2 separate regions of the Homo sapiens genome follow, and region 2 is linked to region 1. A link is a loop called in an ENCODE intact Hi-C map of the cell type or tissue named here. Cell type or tissue: heart right ventricle. All regions are shown on one strand. Each heading gives the region's core, and the rest is flanking DNA. Links, peaks and the distances in the headings are about the cores only.

The links. Peaks named below come from ENCODE experiments on the same cell type or tissue, not always from the same donor. Only the 100,000 strongest peaks of a DNase experiment are listed, where the experiment ranks them.
Region 2: it touches region 1 in a loop (3-fold over the local background); 33 of 110 quality-filtered maps call a loop at or near these places.

Annotation. Positions count from the first base shown.
Region 1 is chr9:113,583,917-113,593,322 of GRCh38, reverse strand. It overlaps RGS3 (regulator of G protein signaling 3), which reads right to left. Exons shown (of 23, transcript NM_001394167.1): 18 at 8,896-9,406; 19 at 1,926-1,990. Among named protein-coding and RNA genes, the nearest start is that of RGS3, 120 kb to the right of the region's middle. RefSeq lists enhancers at 3,355-3,854, 3,855-4,356, 5,753-6,530. In heart right ventricle, for the core only: CTCF peaks have their summits at 1,483 (motif pointing left), 3,221 (motif pointing right), 5,213 and 5,415 (motif pointing right); DNase peaks (open chromatin) are centred at 1,482 and 5,457; H3K4me3 peaks cover 868 bases; H3K27ac peaks cover 8,000 bases.
Region 2 is chr9:113,495,546-113,504,951 of GRCh38, reverse strand. It overlaps RGS3 (regulator of G protein signaling 3), which reads right to left. Exons shown (of 23, transcript NM_001394167.1): 6 at 9,106-9,166; 7 at 7,548-7,638; 8 at 6,872-6,927. Among named protein-coding and RNA genes, the nearest start is that of RGS3, 37 kb to the right of the region's middle. RefSeq lists enhancers at 345-985, 986-1,628. In heart right ventricle, for the core only: CTCF peaks have their summits at 1,581 and 3,665; a DNase peak (open chromatin) is centred at 3,552; H3K4me3 peaks cover 4,061 bases; H3K27ac peaks cover 6,226 bases.

The sequences.
Region 1 (9,406 bases), core at 670-8,669:
ATTAAACTTTCAAGGGGGTTTGGTAAGTTTGAAGCATTTATACTTCTGATGCTATTCAAGCTTAAAATGGCACTAAGACCTAGACACCCTGTCTAATGAAGGAGAGTCCTGCAGGGGAGGCTGATCCCAGGCTCTGGAGCTAGTCTTGGGTTCAAATCCCAGCTCCAGCAGTTACCAGCTGTGTGCCCTTTGACACGTTTCCTGATCTCTCAAGTTTCCTATCAAGGTTTTTTCTCTGTCAAGCTGTTTCCTCAAACAGAAGCCAGCAGGCCAGGTCTCCAGGTCCCAACCCCACCACTTTCTTGCCATGTAACTTAGCCTCTTTGCACAGTAGTTTATTCACGTGTAAAATAAGGGTAAGGTCAATAAGAAAGAACAGAACGGAAAATAAAAGTAGTGGTAAAGATTAAATTAGATTACATATGAAATACACACAGAACAGTGCGGGGCATAATAAACATTAATGGTTATTCTTATTATTACCGTAGATGTTCTAAGACTCTTCGTCTAAGCTTTTAAGAGTATGACCTTCAGAGGCCAGGCATGGTGGCTCATGTCTGTAATCCCAGCACTTTGGGAGGCCGAGGCGGGAAGATCACTTGAGGCCAGGAGTTTGAGAACAGCCTGGCCAACATGGCAAAACCCCCATCTCTACTAAAAGTACAAAAAAAATTTGCTGGGTGTGATGGCACACACCTGTAATCGCAGCTACTTGGGAGGCTGAGGGACAAGAACTGCTTGAACTTGGGAGGCGGAGGTTGCAGCAAGCCAAGATCGCACTCCAGCCTGGGTGACAGAAGGAGACTCTGTCTCCAAAAAAAAAAAGTGTGGGCTTCAGGCAATTCAAAAGGCAGCACCTACATTGAAAGGAGGCTAGACAGGGCTGCTCCAGCACCCGGGATGCCTGCCCTCTGCGCCACACACTGCTTCCCTACACCTCCCACTTCCAGCACCACATTCAACAGTCCTGGCACCCCCTGGATCCTCTCTCATCCTACAAAAGGTTAAGTGAAGATGGTTGGTGCAAGGGACTGTTTTGGTTTATGCATTTCACCTTGCTAAGAAAATGCAATTGGCTGTGGAGTAAGAGAAGCCAACAGTTGCTGCAGAAAGCTGGAGAGGTCAAGGCAGCTGGGGTGAGGAAGGCTTTCTAGGGTAGTGGACCCCACCCACGGTCAAGGCCAGAGAAGAGGGTTGCAGGAGGCTCCTCCCTATAGCCCAATTCCTGCCTAGTGGTGGGTGCTACAGGACCTGGTGGGGAGGGGCTTCCTCTGGAGGTGTCACTGTGCATGCACCCCACTGCCTCCTCCCTATACCTCCCCCGAGTCTCCAGGGTCTTAGGCCTGGGGGTAGAAGAAGACCTGAGAACCCACACACACATCTTTTTCATTGACACCTCTAACAAACACCCTATAGTATAAGAAGGCCTGAGTGTGGCCAGAAAGGCTTGGCGAGTGCGGGATTCGGCAGCTGGGCCAGCAGCGCCCCCTCCTGGCAATGCCTGAGACTATTAGCATTCAGGAGCTCAGGAAGAGAAAGAGGAGCCAATGACTGTCAGTTCCACCCCTTCTCAGGTCACTCTTGGGCCCAGAGGGAGCAAAGGAGTTGTTGAAGTCACTTGGTCCCTGCTTGGCTCAGAAGCTGGGCTAAAGCCAGGGCAAACGGGCTGGTTGCTTCTGGTTCACTGTGGCTTCCGGGTACTGAATCAGCACTTTGCCTCACTTGGAGAGAATGCTCAGGACCCAGGTGACCCCACTTTGGGGTCACTGCAAAGTTCCAAGATCCAGTTTTTCCTTGGTGTCTGTCTGGGGTTGTGGGCGGGACCAGGCACAACCTCTTCTCCCCACCTGGACCCCTAGAGGAGAGACAAGCCCTGGGGCAAGGGAGGAAGAGGAGCGCAGAAGCCAGGGATCTTCCCAACGTACAGGTTTTTGCTCTTTCTCTTCCGGGAGGCTTCGTCATCATCCCCAACGGTGTCAGCCCCGCTCATCTGCGGAGAGAAGACAGACACGATGCAGTCTGGGCACCCAGGAACTCCTGCCTAAGTAAACAGAGGCTCAGAGACCCAACATTCCCTGCCACCAGCCCCTTCCATCCCCAAAGCCCCCACCCGCGGCACACAGGTGAGGGAGGGAAACCCCACTGCTGGGAACAGCCTGGCCATGAAGTGGAATCGGCCTGGCAGACTCTCCGGCCACAGGGATCTCCTCCTGGGACAGTCAGGTCCCCAGCTCACTGGGGAGAAGCCAGACGGCTGGCACTCAGGACAGAGGCTTCATTGCAGGCAGTGAGCAGGTGAGAGGGCAGGGCTTCTGCTGTGTCACTAGGCCAATCCCTGCCCCTCTCTAAGCCTCTATTCCTTAATTTCTAAAATCAGGATCATAATGATTAAGTCAGGATTCTGAAGTTCAAAGGAGACCTGAGATGGTCAGCAGTGTATAAAATAAATCATTACACAGGCCTGAGTGCACCTCTCTTGCCTTATAGCTTTCCATGGCTCCCTAGTGCCCTCGGGATAACATTCAAACTCCGTAACACGACTGGATCTACCATCTTAGGATCAGGGCAGAAAGTTCCATTCAGTTATTCCTTCAGTTATCTCTCCAGCCTGGCCCCTACTTCAGCAACCTCCTCAACTCTGCCTTCCAACCAACAGAAGGTCTTCATCTCCATGTGCAATTCCTTCCTCGGGGGATGCTTTTGTGAGTCTCCCACCTGCATGGATGGATGGATGGATGGATGGATGGATGGATGGATGGATGGATATGTGGATAGGTGGATGGATAGATGAGTGGATGGATGGATGGATGGATGAATATATGGGTGGGTGGGTGGATAGATGGATGGATGGGTGGATGGATGGATGAGTGGATGGATATATGAATGCATGGGTGAATAGATGGATGGGTGGGTGGGTGGGTGGATGGTAGATGAATGCATGGGTGAATAGATGGATGGGTGGGTGGGTGGGTGGATGGATGAAGGAGTGGATGAGTGGATGGATGGATGAATTACACCTTCATTTAGCTCATACTATAGGCCAGACCCTGGATGGGGCATAATTCAGATACTATCTCATTAAACCTCACAATAAACCTATAAAGTAAATAGAGGCTCAGAGAATTTAAGTCACTTCCCCAAGGAGACCCAGCATGTAAGTGACAGAGCTGGAATCTGCCTCAATTCAAGGCCTGTGTTTCTCCACCAGAGGATGCTGCTACTCAAAAATGCAAGGTCAGAACACATTTTAATGTTTCCTGTGAAAGACTCGGGAAGTGCTGCCTCCTTCCTGAGAATGCTGCCCCACCAGAGTTGTAAACATACATGTGTGTACGTGCACACAGAGGCACACACCGTATGGTGTGTGATTTCAGAGCAAGTGTTTGGAACCAGACCTGGATATAAATCCTGCTTTCACCAACTTTGGGTAAGTTTCCTAGCCTCTCGGCTTCCATTTTTTTAGCTATGGCTTAGGCATAGTGACAGCCACTTCACAGGGCTGATGGAAGGTTCACCAGGATAAACTCTGGACCCCAAGGCCCAGTCCTGGCACCCACGCTAACCTCAGTAACCAGTGGTCATTGCCCAGTGAGTGTTACCACTGTCACCATTCAGGGCACCCTTCAGTGCACATACAGGCTGCACTCATGCTGGCCTGGCAAGGCCATGCCCAAGGCCCCCACCCGTGGGAAAGAGCCCTCGGGCCCTGGGCTTCCTCCCATTCTAACCTCAGCTTCCGTACTTTATCGGCTCCACACAATGGGCCTGGGGACCACTCCCACCCAGCCGCCATCCTCAGCCTCTGCGCTGCTGGGAAATGGGCTCTTCCTTCCACTGTGGGGAGGAGAGTGTCTTCAGCAGGGACTGACCCAAGCCTAGCAGCCTGACAGAGGGGCTGGGCAGCTCTGGCCCTAGGAGTCAGCCCCCTGGGCTGCTGGGGAAACCCCAGCACCAAAAAGAGCCTGTGAGCCAAGGAGAAATTGAGGTGAAAAAATCGGGTTCTGATTCCCAGCCCTAGGGACTCACCATAGCTGCAGGGAGGCTTTGGCCTCTGACCTTGGAGGGGGCCAGAGTGGCTCCTCAGACTCTTCCCTCCCCTCCCACAGCTGCATCAATGCCTGCCCAGGGCCTAGTCTGCAAAGGCCCTCCAAAGGGATTCTCCTTTCCATCTTCTCCCCACTGTCTCACTATGTGACCTTGTCCAGCTGAAAAGCAGATGGAGGTGAGTCCAGGACCATACAGCCCTTCCTTCACTCCAGGCAGAATCCCTGGGCCCTGCCCAGCCTCATCCAGCCACCTCCAGGGACTAGGAGCTCACCACCTCTTGGAACAATAATTATAATTCTTACTGTAATTATAACTGTAATTATAGTAATGATTAAGAGTGTAGATTTTTAATTGCCTGGATTTGAAGCTTAGCTCAATCATTTATTAGCTCATTGACCTTAGCTCAGTTACATCCCTCTCTGTGCCTCAGTTTCCTTATTTGTAAAATGCGGGTAATAACCGGACTTCCCTCAAAGGGCTGTGGTGAGGATTATGTAAGTTAACACGGGGACGTGCTCAGCACAGCGCCCAACACACAGCAGTGAGCAAGTACTCTCAGCTAGCATGGGTTTTGCCATTATTTATTGAGCGTTCACTACATGTCAGGTGCCGGGCCAAAGTGTTTTAACATACTTTATCTCATTTAATCTTGGCAACGATTCTAAGAGCTAGTTACTGATATTTCCCCTCAGTGTGCAGCTGAGGAAACAGATGCCCAGGGCAGTTTGATAACTGGCCTGGGCTCTCTGAACTAACAAGTAGCAGAGAACTGTGGTCTGGGTCCAGAGCCCACTAGTGACTGAGCGCTCGTCTGTGAGCAGGGCTCAGCTGGTTTCCCTATTGGTCCTGGTCGGACTTCTGGGGCTCCCTGGCCATCCATGGCTGCCCTCTCCGATCCAGCCCAGGCTGGCAGGCCCCATGGAACCACGTGGAAACAGTGGATTTAAACTCTATACTTACTTGTTTACACATCCGAAATAATTCTTTAGGCTTTTTAAAAATAGGAGGCTTGAAGGTATTATCGTCTTGGAGCTGGAAGGCATTTTTGGGGTCCTCTCGTCTGATCTCTGACCTACGTGGGAGCTTAGTGAAACAGGGCTGGCACCCTCTGTGGACCACCTCTGCCCAGGCCAGTCCCCTGCAGGGGAGGAAGGAAGCAGGGCCAGGGAAGGGCTGCAGCCTGTGGTCTCCTCACTGTCAAAGAATAGCCCATGACCCTCTGTGCTGAGCCAGATAGGCTGGACTAGAATTCAATGGCAGCATCCTGGACCCAAACACAATTATTCTCCGGGGCTTCCTTGACTCCCCAGGAAGAAGGCCTGTGATCTGCTCTGCAGGGCCTCCAGGGAGCAGCCAGGAAGGCAGGGGTCTGGCGGCAGGGGGCACCATGAGACCACTCAACTCAGCACAGGGCGCCACACCCAGGGGATGGCCAGCTGGAGAACCATGGCGGGGAGTGGGGGCAGGGGGCTCTCCCTCTCTGGACTCAGTCAGCCCATCTGTGAGATCACCATGGTCGAGCAGACTATCTCTGAGGTCTGCCTGTTCTGACATTCCTACTCACAGTAGAAATTGCTCAGCACATAAGAGGGCAGGATAACAGGGGTGTGGACCGGAGACAACGTCGAGACTGAATGTCACCCTGTGGCAGGCAGCATGTACTCTGGGCAGCCTCAGCTTATCCGCACAGCAGCACAAATGACCAGCCCAAGCTTTCTACGTACTGCGCCCTGGAACCCTTGGGACAACTCCCGGGGGACTCCGTGTTCCATTAATAAGAGAAAACCGAAGCTCAGAGAAAGAAGCAACTTGGCCAAGGTCTCAGAGCCAGGGAGGAGGAGGCAGAGCTGAGACTTGAACCTGGGTCTGTCTGACTCCACAGCCTGAACACTTCACCCCTCCCCTCTTCACCTCTTGCCTGGCATTGCCTAGGAATAGTGGCCCATCAGCATCAGGGGACCCTCCCAGAAGAGCCAGGCCAAAGCCAGGAAGATAGAAGTCATGGGGGAACCTGCCACTGTCCCTCTGCCAGTCCCCCACCCCCGGCCCCTCATCAGCATGAGGTCTCAGAGTCTAGGGCAGAGCCACAGAGGACTGACTAGACAATGGTGAGGCCTTGTCCAGTGCCATCATCACTTGCTGCTGTGTGGCTGGGGACAAAATATCTCTCACTAGCCTCAGCCTCCCACTGTAAGCCAAGTGCCTGTCCACTTTGCAGCAGTGTCAGGAAGGTGAGAAATGGGGTCTGGTGGTACTTCGAATGGCGGCACAGCCAGTACTACCCTGGTTACTGCTCTTCTCCCCCTCCCCCTCCACATAACATGATTACCATTTATGCAGCACCCACCAGGTGCTGAGCGCCAGGTACTGCCCTAAATGTTTTACCTGTGTTAAGCTATTTAATTTTCCCAGCAACCCTAGGAAGGAGGCATTATTACCATACCCATTTCACCAAGGAGGAAACTGTGGCTCACAGAGGGGCAGGGACTTGCCCAAGGCCCAGTACCAGTAAGAGATGGAGCTAGACCACGGTGTTTGTCCCATCCGGGGCTTCATCTCCTCTTGACAAGTTTCCTACTGAAGCTACTGGTGGAAGAGGGCAGGATGTGAATGGCAAAGGGCTCAGGAACTGGTGTGTGGAAGCCACATGGAAGGGTGGCCACCACCAGGCTGGGGGCAGCCTCTGATGTCTCTGCCAGCTCAGCCACTCAAACCCAAGAAAGGAAGTGACCGGCTAAAAGTTGGTGGGACAGGGGAGGGTGCCAGTGGGAACCTTGGGCACCCAAAGGAGGAAGCTGAGACAAGAGAGAGCTGGTCCAGGCCTGCTAGACTCCCAGGCAGGAGTATGTGTCCCAAAATAGGAGCCGAGGTCAACTGAGCTGGGGAATTAGATAAATGCATACATATGAATGTGTGTGAATTTATCTGTATATAAATAGTTTTATTGGAGCAAGTGTGGTGAGGGGAATAGAACTGGGAAGGGTGTAGTGGGGGAATCAGGATTGGGAAGCCCAAGGCAGGTGGGCCTCAACCGCCCTCCAAAGAGGAGTGGCCAGGCCTGATCTGAATGAGCCTGAGGCCTTGCCTTGGAAGGACAGCGTTCCGGACTCTCTCCTGTAGAAACCATCAAGAAATGGCCTAAGATGGTGATATTCAAACTTTGGCAAGATCATGATCCCTCGGGGCATGTTTAAAATATAGGGTCTGGGCACCACCCCTAGAGATTCTGATTCCAGAGTTCTGGGTATGGGGACTAGGAATCACATATTAATTACCTCCCCTTGGTGATTCCGGAGCACACCACAGTGTGAGAACCACACACGCTTACAGATGAGGAAACGGAGATTTAGTTCCAAGGCCAAAGTTCAAGACCCTTTTCTGGAGGGCCCCAGCCTGCCCTGTCAGAATGACTAGCTTTCAGCAGAAGGCATCTCCCCAGAAGGTAAGTCTGCCTTCTTGCTAGTGGCTAAGAAGCTAAGCAGGCTTCTGAGGACATGTCCCAACTTGGTGAGGAAGTATGCTGGAATCCATTAATGATGTCTGCCATGGGTTGGAGGGAGGAATAGCAGCACCTGTGCCAGGCATCTGCCCTTTAGGAATGCTCTGCTCTAGCCAAAGAATGCTTGCCTCTACCTCTCTGTTTATTCTAATCCTGTTCATCCTTCAAGGCCAAGCTGAGAGGTATCTTCCTCCAGAAGCTTTCCCTGATGGCTTTAGGCCCTGGGGTCTGTCCTCCTGAAGTTCTAGATCTCTGAGTCAGTTGTGCTCCATGGGCACTGAGCACCCCTACTCACCTAGCCTCACACCAACACCTTGCACTGGCTGTTGCATTTCAAGAGAAGGAGTGGGGCCCAGCATTCCCTGAGGGCCGCCTCTCAAGCGGCTAGTGTTATCAGGCACCAGCCTCTTCCATTCATCCTCAACCATTCTGGGATGTGAGTGCTATTAACCCCTACTTTTCAGAGAAGAAAACTATGGCTCAGAGGAGTTGAGTGACTCAACCAAAGCCACATAGTAAGAAACAGAGCCCAGACCCAAACTAGCTGGTAGGCTTCAAGATCATGGCGCAATCTGTTCACTGTTAGGCCACTTTCAAGGCTCACACAGTTAACTTATTTCTCTCAGGTTGAGACCAGCCTCACACACTTCTGTGGCTCCTGCCATGTTGCAGAGCGCAGGGCCTGGTACACAGCAGGAAATCCATAAATACTTATTCATCTACATATAAATATTCACGAGAGGCAAACGGTGTGGTGGTTGGTTAAGAGCACTGGCCCTGGAACCAGATTCTAATTCTAGTTCAGACACTGATACACTGTGTAACCTGGAGCAAGTTAGATAACCTCTCTTTGCCTCGGTTTCCTCTGCTGTAAAATGGGCACAAAAATACTATCTACTTCAAAGGGCTGTTGTGAGAGTTAATGAGTTAATGTAAACTGCTTAGGATAATGTGGACACGGAATAAATGTGTGTTGTCATTGTGACTGGCTGATGGATTTCTAGTCTGGCTAGGCTGTAACTCTATTTCTCCAGCTACTATCTCAGATCTTTTAAATCCAAATACACAATGGCCTGGGCTAAGCTACACCTGCTCTGCTTTCTGTGGGGACCAGTGGAGCTATAAGAACACAGCATCTGGAATCCTAAAGTCATGTGTTTAAGTCCATGCTCTGCCTTCTTGGTCCCATTGGGCCTCAGTTTTATCTTCTGTCCAACAGGTGGAAAGTTCGCTGGGAGGCTGCCAGGATAGTGGGGGTGGAACATGGTGACTTCTCATTCCCTGCAGCCCCTGGGCCAGCCCTCCCCACATTGCATGTATCCTTCTCCCTCCCCCTTTAGCTTTCTCACCTTCCTGTGTCCTGTGAAGAAGAGGGAAAGGTGGTGCATGGAGCCACCATTGCGGCCCAGCTCTTTCTTGAGGGTGCTGGGCGAAGGCATGCCCCAGGTGGAGGCGGCGCCCTCACCGTCTGAGCAGTGCAAGGTGGTGTCGGAGGCAAAGCAGGGCCCTCGGGGCTCCTGCAGCAGGCTGCCCTCGCTGTGCGTCCGGCGCCGCAGCGAGTTCTGCACACGCAGTGAGAGGCCACCCTCAGCCCCCTGGCCCGTCTCGATCATGCTGCTGCGCTTGGCCTCACTGCGCTCTCCGTAGTTGTCATCGCTGGTGTCCTCATCCTCGTCCTCCTCCCCTTCCTCCCCCTCCTCCACCTCCTCGGCCTCTTCTGCATCCTCCTCATCTCCCGAGCAGCCCTGCTCTGCCCCTGCCTTCTGGCTGTAGGTGCTATCCAGCCGGACCTCAGGGATCACGAAGGCTGGCCTGGGGGCCGCAGGTGGGTCCCCAGTAGCTGCTAGTAGGTCCCCGGAG
Region 2 (9,406 bases), core at 487-8,486, 88 kb after region 1:
ACTGGGACACACTCACTCCATCTCAGGCCAAGGGTCAGAGGAAGAGAGCTGAGGTTCTGGGGGCCAATCTGTGGCCAGGGCCCCAAGGCATCCCATGAGGACTCCCAGGTAAGGTCACAGATAGGCTTCCTGGCTGAACCTGAACTAGCCACTGACTCATGTGCCTGCTGAGGCCCATGTGCTTGACAGGTCCACAACTCCTACTTTCAGAAGTCCATGAGAGGGCCTTGCCATCTGGATGCTCTTTTCAAACTGGCACACAATTATTGAGCTCCTACAGCATGCCAGGCTCTGTGGACATACAGAGGCATGCAGCCTTGGTCTCTGGTTCCCAGAGGAGCACGAGGGTACACAAACCTCTCCAGAGTGAAGCAGGGCACAGCGGGCACTAAAGAAAAGCAGGAGGACTGGGCCATTCTCAGTCCTTTATGCTCCGACTATGGACGCCATGCTTGGCACATGGTAGGAACTCAGCAGAGGCTAATGCAGGGAGGACAGCCTGGCAGTGTCCCACACACAGGAGGATGTAGGGTGGTCTGCCAGCCCATTCCGGCTGCTAAAGGCAGCACAAATCAGAAAAGGGATTCAAGGGGTCCCGAGAGACCCCCTAGAGAAACTGGGACTTGGGGTGGGCCCTGGTGAGGCACAGGGAAGGGTGTCCCAAGTGAGTTGAGACAAAGGCCAGCTCAGCAAGCTTGGAAAAGGTCAAGGGCACAAGCCTTGTCAGGAGACTTCTGTCTCCTTCCTTTGAGGGTTGTCCCTGCAAGACTAGGCACCTGCACTCATTCACCTACCCACCATCCCAGGGCCAGGCATAAGGAAGGTGAGTGGGAGGGGGCTCAGAGTGACCAAGGGCCTTGGAAGCTGCAGGGACCTCTGAGGCTCTGCTTCCCACCAGCCCCGGGCCTGGATTCAAAGCAAGTTTGTAAAACAGGAAACCTGACAGACAAGGGGAAGGGGGAGGAGGCAGGAAAATACCCCGTTCCCATAAGAATTCTGGGAAAACACGCAGCTAAGACAGGAAGAGAAAAAAATGGAAAGAAAGAAAGAAAAACAAACGCGGGTACGAGTGTGGAAAGCTGGGGGAAAGGAGCAGCCACTAGTTGCCGGGCCCGCCTGAGGCCAGGGAAGACGCCAGGAGCCTGGCCCCCTCCATGGAACCAGCGGGGATTTTTTAGGGGCCTCACAAGCCAACCCTCAACCCAAGCACAAGCTGGGGTCCCAAAGCCTATCCAGCACTTCCCCACCCCTACCCCATCCAGGGCCAAAGCCCCCTGCATAGAAAACCCATCCCAGCACCCTGGGCTCTGGATGGCCAGTTATGGGGCAGTAACTGGAGAGTGGGGTCTGGGGAGGAGTGTGCTCCAAGAAAACAGCCTCCTCCTCCCACACCCAGACCCCACATCCAAGCAGGACTGTGGGCTGGGGGCCCCTCACCCTCCTGGGCACCAGCTTAAGAAGTGCCAGCCCAGACCACAGTCCAAGCCAGATGGGAGTGTGAAGGAGGGGAAGAGGAGAGGGTGCCGGGAGGCAAGCTCACCTCCTAGCTCGGAGGAAGCAGAATTACACTCTGTCCACCATGATCACTGACCACATTGAGAGGGTAGTGTCCAAAGAACCTGACCATCCCTGCAGCCCCTAGGGGAATGAGTATGCCCATTTTACAGACAAGGAGATAAGACTCGAAGTGCCACCCCCTCCACCCTCCGGCTCTCAGCCCTGCTCTGACCTGGAGGTGAAAGGAGCAGCCCTGCCCCGAGGCCTTGGCGGCTTCTGACAGAGCCTGTCCTTCCTGCGGGTGGTTCTCGCTCTTTCCTGTCCAGGGCAGGAACAGCCACTGCTCCCAGGTCTCACCCATGCCAGCCCCTTACCTCTGCTCTCCTGTCTAGTTTCTGTTCCTCTGTCCTGCCTAGACTGTAATCCCCAAATTCTGCCATGTATTAAACACCTCCTAGATAAATATGCACAGCAGACACTGAGCCAGGCTCTTCACACACATCATCCTATTCACTCCCATGGCACCATCGCTGGATTTCATTATCCTATTTTACTGACTAGGAGATAAAGGCTCAGAGAGGAACAGTGACTTGCTCAAAAGCCACAGCTAAAGAGGAACAGAGCTAGATTTGAGCTCAGACCTGACAAAAAGCTTGCTGCTCTCAATTCTGCACTGGTTTCTAACACAGAAACCATCTTGAACTCTGAGTCCCTGAGCCCTAGGTCCAGCCCACAATTGCTCCTGGCCCCACTCTGACAGCCAGCATGCCCAGTCTTCTAGCCCATAGCCCCAGGGTGACCAAGGACTACTAGATGTCCCAACCAGTGCTCTCTCTGTCTCACCACTCTGCCATCCAGACGCTAGTGTCGCAGGGGCTGCTTTTCCCAGCCCCATGAGGGCAGGAAACACAGAGTGGGGCCTGAAGGGCAGAACCTGAGAGCGGGGGAGGGCTAGAGAGAAAACACTGGATCCCCTAGCAGGCAGGTGGGGGGGCAGGGACCCCTCTGGGCATCTCCCTGGGACCTAAGCACTGCCAGTCAGAGGAGTCAAGACCCACAGTCCAATCTGGTCATTAAAACAAATAGAGGGGCTTCTCTATGTGATTTTTTAAAATCAGGACAATTTCAGAACTCCCTTCCAGATTAGATATCACTTGCCTTCACCATCCCTAACCCCATTCCTATTTTATGAGAAAAAATGGCCCATCACAGTTCTAGAAGAGGCTCAGGGGAGCTAATGGGATCATAATGGCCCAGTCTTCCCCCTTTCTAAGACCGGAGGCTAAGAGGCCAAACCCTCACTGTAAAGTTGGATTCCAAAGCCAAAGGAATCCTGAGCCATAGTGAGGCATCAGCAGTAGGGGAGAGGAAAGTTATACATATGTACATATACACGAAAACACCCGATCTCACATATGAGCACGTGCCAACATACACGCACAGGGGGCAGAATGGGCACTGCTGTCCTGTCAGAAGCAGGAAAAGTTAGCAAAAATACAAACTCTGCTCCCAGCTGCTCAGCAACCATGGCATTTTCAATCTCACACCCACAGCCCCTCCCCAGATAAAAAGAACAGAAAGCTAGCTGGATTATCTCACCAAAAACACCACCCAGCCAGTGGTTAGGACTCCATACAGAGCTGGGCCCTAAAGGGGCCTTGGGTCCAGCTCCTGTCTCTATCCTCCTCCCCATATCCAAGTGAGCCTGCAGGGAGCAGGAAAGGTCAAAGAAGACCTTGTGAGGAGCGAGATCCTTCTCAGATGGTCCCTCTACCCCTATCCCTGAACACCCCACAGGCTCCCCACAAGAGGCCAAGCACCCACCTGGCGGTAGCGGCGCTCCGAGCACACCTTGCAGAGCCCATTGAAGCGGTTCATGGCTGCGGGTCCTGCCTCGGCTGCCGCCCCATGAAAACCCAGCTCTCCCCCAGCAGCGGGAGCCCGCACTGGACCCGTCAGCCTGGCATGAGCACCCTGGGAAGCCCGCCCCACAGAAGAATGGCAGGAAATCACCTCTCACCTCCCCAAGCCCTGTCTGTGCTGTGTGCCTCTGCACGATAAGCCCGAAGGCTTCCTGAAACCTCAGAATGACAAGGAAGAGGGAGAGTTTTATATTAAAATTCCTGTCAACTAGTTAGTATTCCCCGGGCCCGGCGGGGAGAGGGCGCCTTTGTTCTGGCTGCATTCTCCGCCATGGGCCACTTTGTGATTCCAATGTTCTCACAAACACCCCTCACTGGAGGAGAACCCAGGCAGAAAACGTGGCTGCTCTATAACAACACCTCCTCCCCCTGCAAGTCCCAGGGACCCTGCTAGAAATCCAGGAGACTGCCCCAGCCTAAAGAATCCAAGGATACCTTGGGGGGGTTTGCACTCACAGACATCCCATCTCATGACAGGGAACATAAAACATTTGGAGTCTGAAGACCTGCCTGCCACTTGGAAACTACTTAAAAGTCAGTTTCGGCCAGGCGTGGTGGCTCATGCCTATAATCTCAACACTTTGGGAGGCCAAGGCAGATGGATCACTTGGGGTCAGGAGTTCAAGACCAGCCTGGTCAACATGGTAAAACCTTGTCTCTACTTAAAAAATACAAAAATTAGCTGGGCGTGGTGGCAGGCGCCTGTAGTCCTAGCTACTTGGGAGGCTAAGGCAGGAGAATCACTTGAACCCAGGAGGCAGAGGTTGCAGTGAGCTGAGATCATGCCACGGTACTCCAGCCTGGGTGACAGAGAAAGAGTCTGTCTCAAAAAAAAAAAAAAAAAAGTCAATTTATTTGTCCTTTGTCCATGGAAGTGGTTTGCTGTCAGGATCTGGTGATACACATGGACCATAAAGTCAAATGTGGAAGGGATTTCCAGGTCATCAGACAACCCAGCGTCCTCATCTTACTGACAAACAAACTGAGGCCTGGAGAGGTTATGGTCAAACAGCAGGGCAGTGTGGGGCTAGGACCAGAACCTGGGTCCTATTTCTTGCCTGGCAGTCCCAGGATAGCATCCTGCAGAGCAGCGCATGGTGAGCCCAGCTGCTTTTGCCCATCTCAGAGCCCCTGGGGAAGCCCAGCCACACACTCAAGTCCTTGATGACAGAGGGTTCCTTGGTTCAACCCAGCTTTGGTTGCTGTGTGACTGTGGGCAGGTCACCCAGGTTTCTGGGCCTCCATCTCCCCACCTGCACAGCACAGGAGCTGAAGAGATGGCCTCTGGGGGCTCTCCCCCGGCCCCAACCAAGCCTCTGAGAAGCACACCCTCTTTGCTGAGTCCCACAGACATCTCTGAGCACATAAGTTCAGGAAAATCCAGTGCACCTCAGAACAAGGGGCTCAGGGCCTGTGTGCAGAATCCAGCACGCAGGAGGACTTTACAAGCCACCAAGAAACCTGTGATGTTGGAGGAAGCAAACTTACGGTGTTGATGCCCATGTAATTTCCATGAATCACGAGGGAGGCCCCCTGATCACCATCCTCTCTGTGCTTGGCAAGTAGAAAGAGAGGAGGAAAGGTCTTTGCAGTTCCCCACAGAAGCCAGAGGAAAGCTTTTCAACTAATGAAACCACAGAAAACAAACCTGACAAGTTACTCCTGGCAAGTTTCTCTGTCTAACCCAGTCGCAGCTAGACACATGTGCCAGGTAAACTGAAATTACTTAAAACTAAAGTTGACACTCAGTTCCCCAGTCACACTAGCCACTAAGTGCTCAATAGCCACAGGTAGCAGGTGGTCACCACACTGGCCAGCACAGCTCTAGACTGCTCCATGGGGCAGGGCCTTAGACAGGTCCAGAGCTGCATCCCAGCACCCAGCACAGGGCCCAGCCTACATAGGTGGAAATATTTAATGAATGATGAATGAGTGAATGACTTGAGTCAGTGAACGTGAAAATGTTTGGTAGATTGTAATACGCCGATATTGTGTAATACGTAAAATACTATTAGGAACTACAGCAATGTCTTATATTCCCAGCTAGGCCATGCACAGGAGGCAGTGTGCCACAGCACACTGAAAAGGTGGCCAGCCCTCACTCAGAGCCTGCCTTCACCACCTGCCAGCTGTGTGGCCACAGAGAGGGCCTAATGCTCTGAACCATGTATGTCCCTCTCATCTGTGAGATGCGGAAGTAACAGCTGCCTTAGAGCGGGCAGTGAAGATTAGGTAACAGCACCTGGTATACAGGGGCTAATGAATTGCTGGGAGTTTGTTTCTCCTTTTTTTTTTTTTTTTTTTTTGAGATGGAATCTCGTTCTCTTGCCTAGGCTGGAATGCAGCGGTACAATCTCCGCTCACTGCAACCTCCACCTCCCAGGTTCAAGCGATTCTTCTGCCTCAGCCTCCCAAGTAGCTGGGACTACAGGTGCACACCACCATGCCTGGCTAATTTTTGTATTTTTAGTAGAGACATGGTTTCACCATATTAGCCAGGCTGGTCTCGAACTCTTGACCTCAAGTGATCTGCCCACCTCAGCCTTTCAAAGTGCTGGTATTACAGGCATCAGCCACCGTGCCCGGTCCTTTTTTTTTTTTTTTTTTTTTTCAATTGAGACAGAGTCTTGCTCTGTCACCCAGGCTGGAGTGCAGTGGCATGATCTCAGCTCACTGCAACCTCCGCTGCCTGGGTTCAAGTGATTCTCCTGCCTCAGCCTCCCAAGTAGCTGGGACTACAGACGCCCAGCACCATGTCTAGTTAATTTTTTTGTATTTTTAGTAGAGACAAGGTTTCACCGTGTTGGCCAGGCTGGTCTTGAACTCCTTACCTCAGGTGATCCGCCCACCTCGGCCTCCCAAAGTGCTGGGATCACAAGCGTGGGCCACCACACCTGGCCAAGTAATTCCCTCTCTTACTTGTTAAAGAAAACCGTAGATCCCCTGCCATGCCCTGCAAAGAGATGGAATGACTTTTGGAGAATTCTCCCAACTCCTTATATGAAAAAGGCTCCTTTCCAGACTTGAAGCCCTAATAGAGTTAGAACACCTTGGTCTCAGGTTCAGAATCGCAGCTGCCCCCTGACATCAAGCAGGCCTAACCTGGGAGGGTGATTCGGCCTCAGTCCCAGGGGAAGCAGGGGGCCGAGAAGTCTGTGGGAAGGGGAGGACTCGGTTTCTAGAGGCCCAAAGTTAGTAAGATCCAGATGCTTCCATTTCCAGAGGTGGGGGCCTGGCCATTTCCCCACCCCTGCCACGATCATGGATACCCTGAGAAGAGCATTTATTTCCTGTAATACACCTCAGGAAAATCAAGAAATTATTCCTTCTGAGTACATGACTTGCTGAGTTTCAAGCACCAAATGCTGCCCCTTTAGGGGTTTCCCGGGCCCAGGGGCTGTCAAGGAGCAGATCCAGCTCCTGGAGCAATGCCCTAGCTTGTCCCCACCTACCTTTAGTTTCTTCCCATTCTCAGTGTCCCCACCTCCTGGCATTCTCAGCAGCGGGTCTGGAAGGTGACAGAGCAGAATCAGAAAACTTCTGGTGGCAGAGAAGTCTCCCCTCCTCGGACCACCCAGAGGACAGCACTGGGAAACAGGCCCATGGGGCTGCCCAGGGCCACTCCTGGCCTCAGGATGTGGGGACACCTGAGGCTCAATCCAGACAGGGACTCAGGAGCCAGGGCTGCATGTGGGAAAGGCAGAACATGGAAAAGGGTCATGAAATCCACATTCTGAGCCTTAGGGATCATGGCAGGACCTAAACGCCCTGTCTGTAGAGGTGGGTATCCCAAGATGAGCAAGGCAGCCTGGGGGATCCCTGAGACATGGAGCTGGGAAGGGGCCACTGGGGAAGCATAAAGTACCCCACAAGGGAGGGAGCTAAACCACATGGGGTCAGACCATAGCCTCTACAGTAAAAGTCCAACCAGATAAACAGTGGAGGCATGGGCAAGAGGCTTCCTGCAGCCTGCACTCTAGCAAGTGCTCCTGAGAAGTCCCTGCACCCAGCAGGCTGATAGCATTCTCAGTAGCAGGGGCCACCAAATACCAGTACTGATGCCGCTATGCAGGAAAGGAGGGAGGGGGCAGGTCCTGGGAAGGGAAGCTGAAGGGGGTGTGCAGGTACCTCTCAGCGGCCGCAGTCGCCGCCTGGCCACCTTCAAGTGCTTGGTCCGGCCCAGGTGCTCCCCTAGGAGGTAGTACCAACCACTGATCTCCTGTCACGAGAGAAGGAATGGCACGCTCAGACACAGGAGGCAGAAGCACAGGTCAGGCAGCCACCAATCCCCCTCCAAAAGTAGCCACTGGACACCCACCCACAGGAGAGACAGACTCTCCAGCCTTCCTGGCCCCGAGCTGCCATGCCTGCACCTCCAGGAAGCCTTCCGTGATGCTCAGGGCAGATCTGGCTCTCCCCTCTGCCAAATTCCCACAGCCTCTTATCCCTGGAGGACAACCATCTACTTGCCTGTCTCCCCCACTAAGTTGTGCACAGGCTCTTTGATGTGCCTCACACTATGCCTGGTATACAGTAGGAGCCATATTTGTTGACAGAACAGAAGTGAAGGAGTGAAAGAGGGATGGAGAGACCAAAAGGCATCCTGTGGCTCCTGAGCAGTCTCCAGGGGGAACATCTTTTCTAGGAGAATGAAGCCAAGGCTGCAGTCAAGAGAAGCTCTAGACCGGGCGCGGTGGCTCACACCTGTAATCCCAGCACTTTGGGAGGCCGAGACGGGTGGATCACCTGAGGTCAGGAGTTTGAGACCAGCCTGGCCAACATGGTGAAACCCCATCTCTACTAAAAATACAAAAATTAGCCAGGCGTGGTGGCAGATGCCTATAATCCCAGCTACTCAGGAGGCTGAGGCAGGAGAATTGCTTGAACCTGGGAGGCGGAGGTTGCAGCGAGCCAAGATCACAACACTGCATTCCAGCCTGGGCAACAGAGTGAGACTCCGTCTCAAAAGAAAAAAAAAAGAGAGAGAGAGAGAGAAGCTCTTTAGGACTCACATGCAGGATAAAGGGTCCTCAGCCACCCACCCCAGGACAAAAATCTGCGTGGCAGGCCATGCCACAAGCCACCAGGACATTTCCAGGGATGTGCAAAAGGAGTGCTCCCCACCCTCCACCTTCCAGTTTGGGGAGTCCAGTGCAGCGTAGAAATTGATAAGGGACCAGTGACCCAGAGCTAGGAGTCTTGGGTCCCAAAGAGTCCTCCTCCAGCCTGAAGGAAAGCTCCACAGAGGATGGTGCTGCTCACTCCATCCTTGAGCACCTGTTAGGCCCAGAAATATCAGGCCTGGTAGACACATGAAGAGGACCCCTGGAACGGACCACGGGTGCACCTGGCCCTCATCTTCTGGGGCAGGCCCAGGAGTGCTCTGGGCCCCAAGGGATCTGCCAATGTCTTCAACAGCAGACACCAGACTCAGAGCCTCCTGGGAAGACTTGGGGCTGCCTAACAAACTGCTCTCTGGCAAGACAAACCAAGAAGGGGACCCAAACTCTCAGCTAGGCAGGTAATAAACACAGTGCTGCTATGCAGGCCACCCCACAGGGCACCTGTCTCAGTGGGGCACCATCTCACAGAGAGAAGCCCTGCCCAAGAGCTGACAGAGAAACTCTGCCTGTACCAGCCCCGGCCCAGTTGGGATGATCCTGACAGAAGCATCCCTAGGACCCACCTTGTCTGGAGTCAGGAGAGACTTCACCCCAAAGCTCATGCAGCCAATGAGTCCACTCTGTCTGGGAGAACAAGTGAGACTTGAGTCAGCATTTTTTTTCTGGGCTCTATCGGGAGGTCCATTATCAAGTATAGCATGGGTTTGCCTGATGCACTGTGGTTTACAAAGCTTTTTACCCACATCATCTCGTTTGATCCTTCTGACTCTGTGAGGCAGGATAGAGAGGAGCTATTATCTCCATTTTACAGAGGGAAAAATGGAGACTCAGAGTTGGTCCCTTTCCCAAGGTCACAGGACAAGT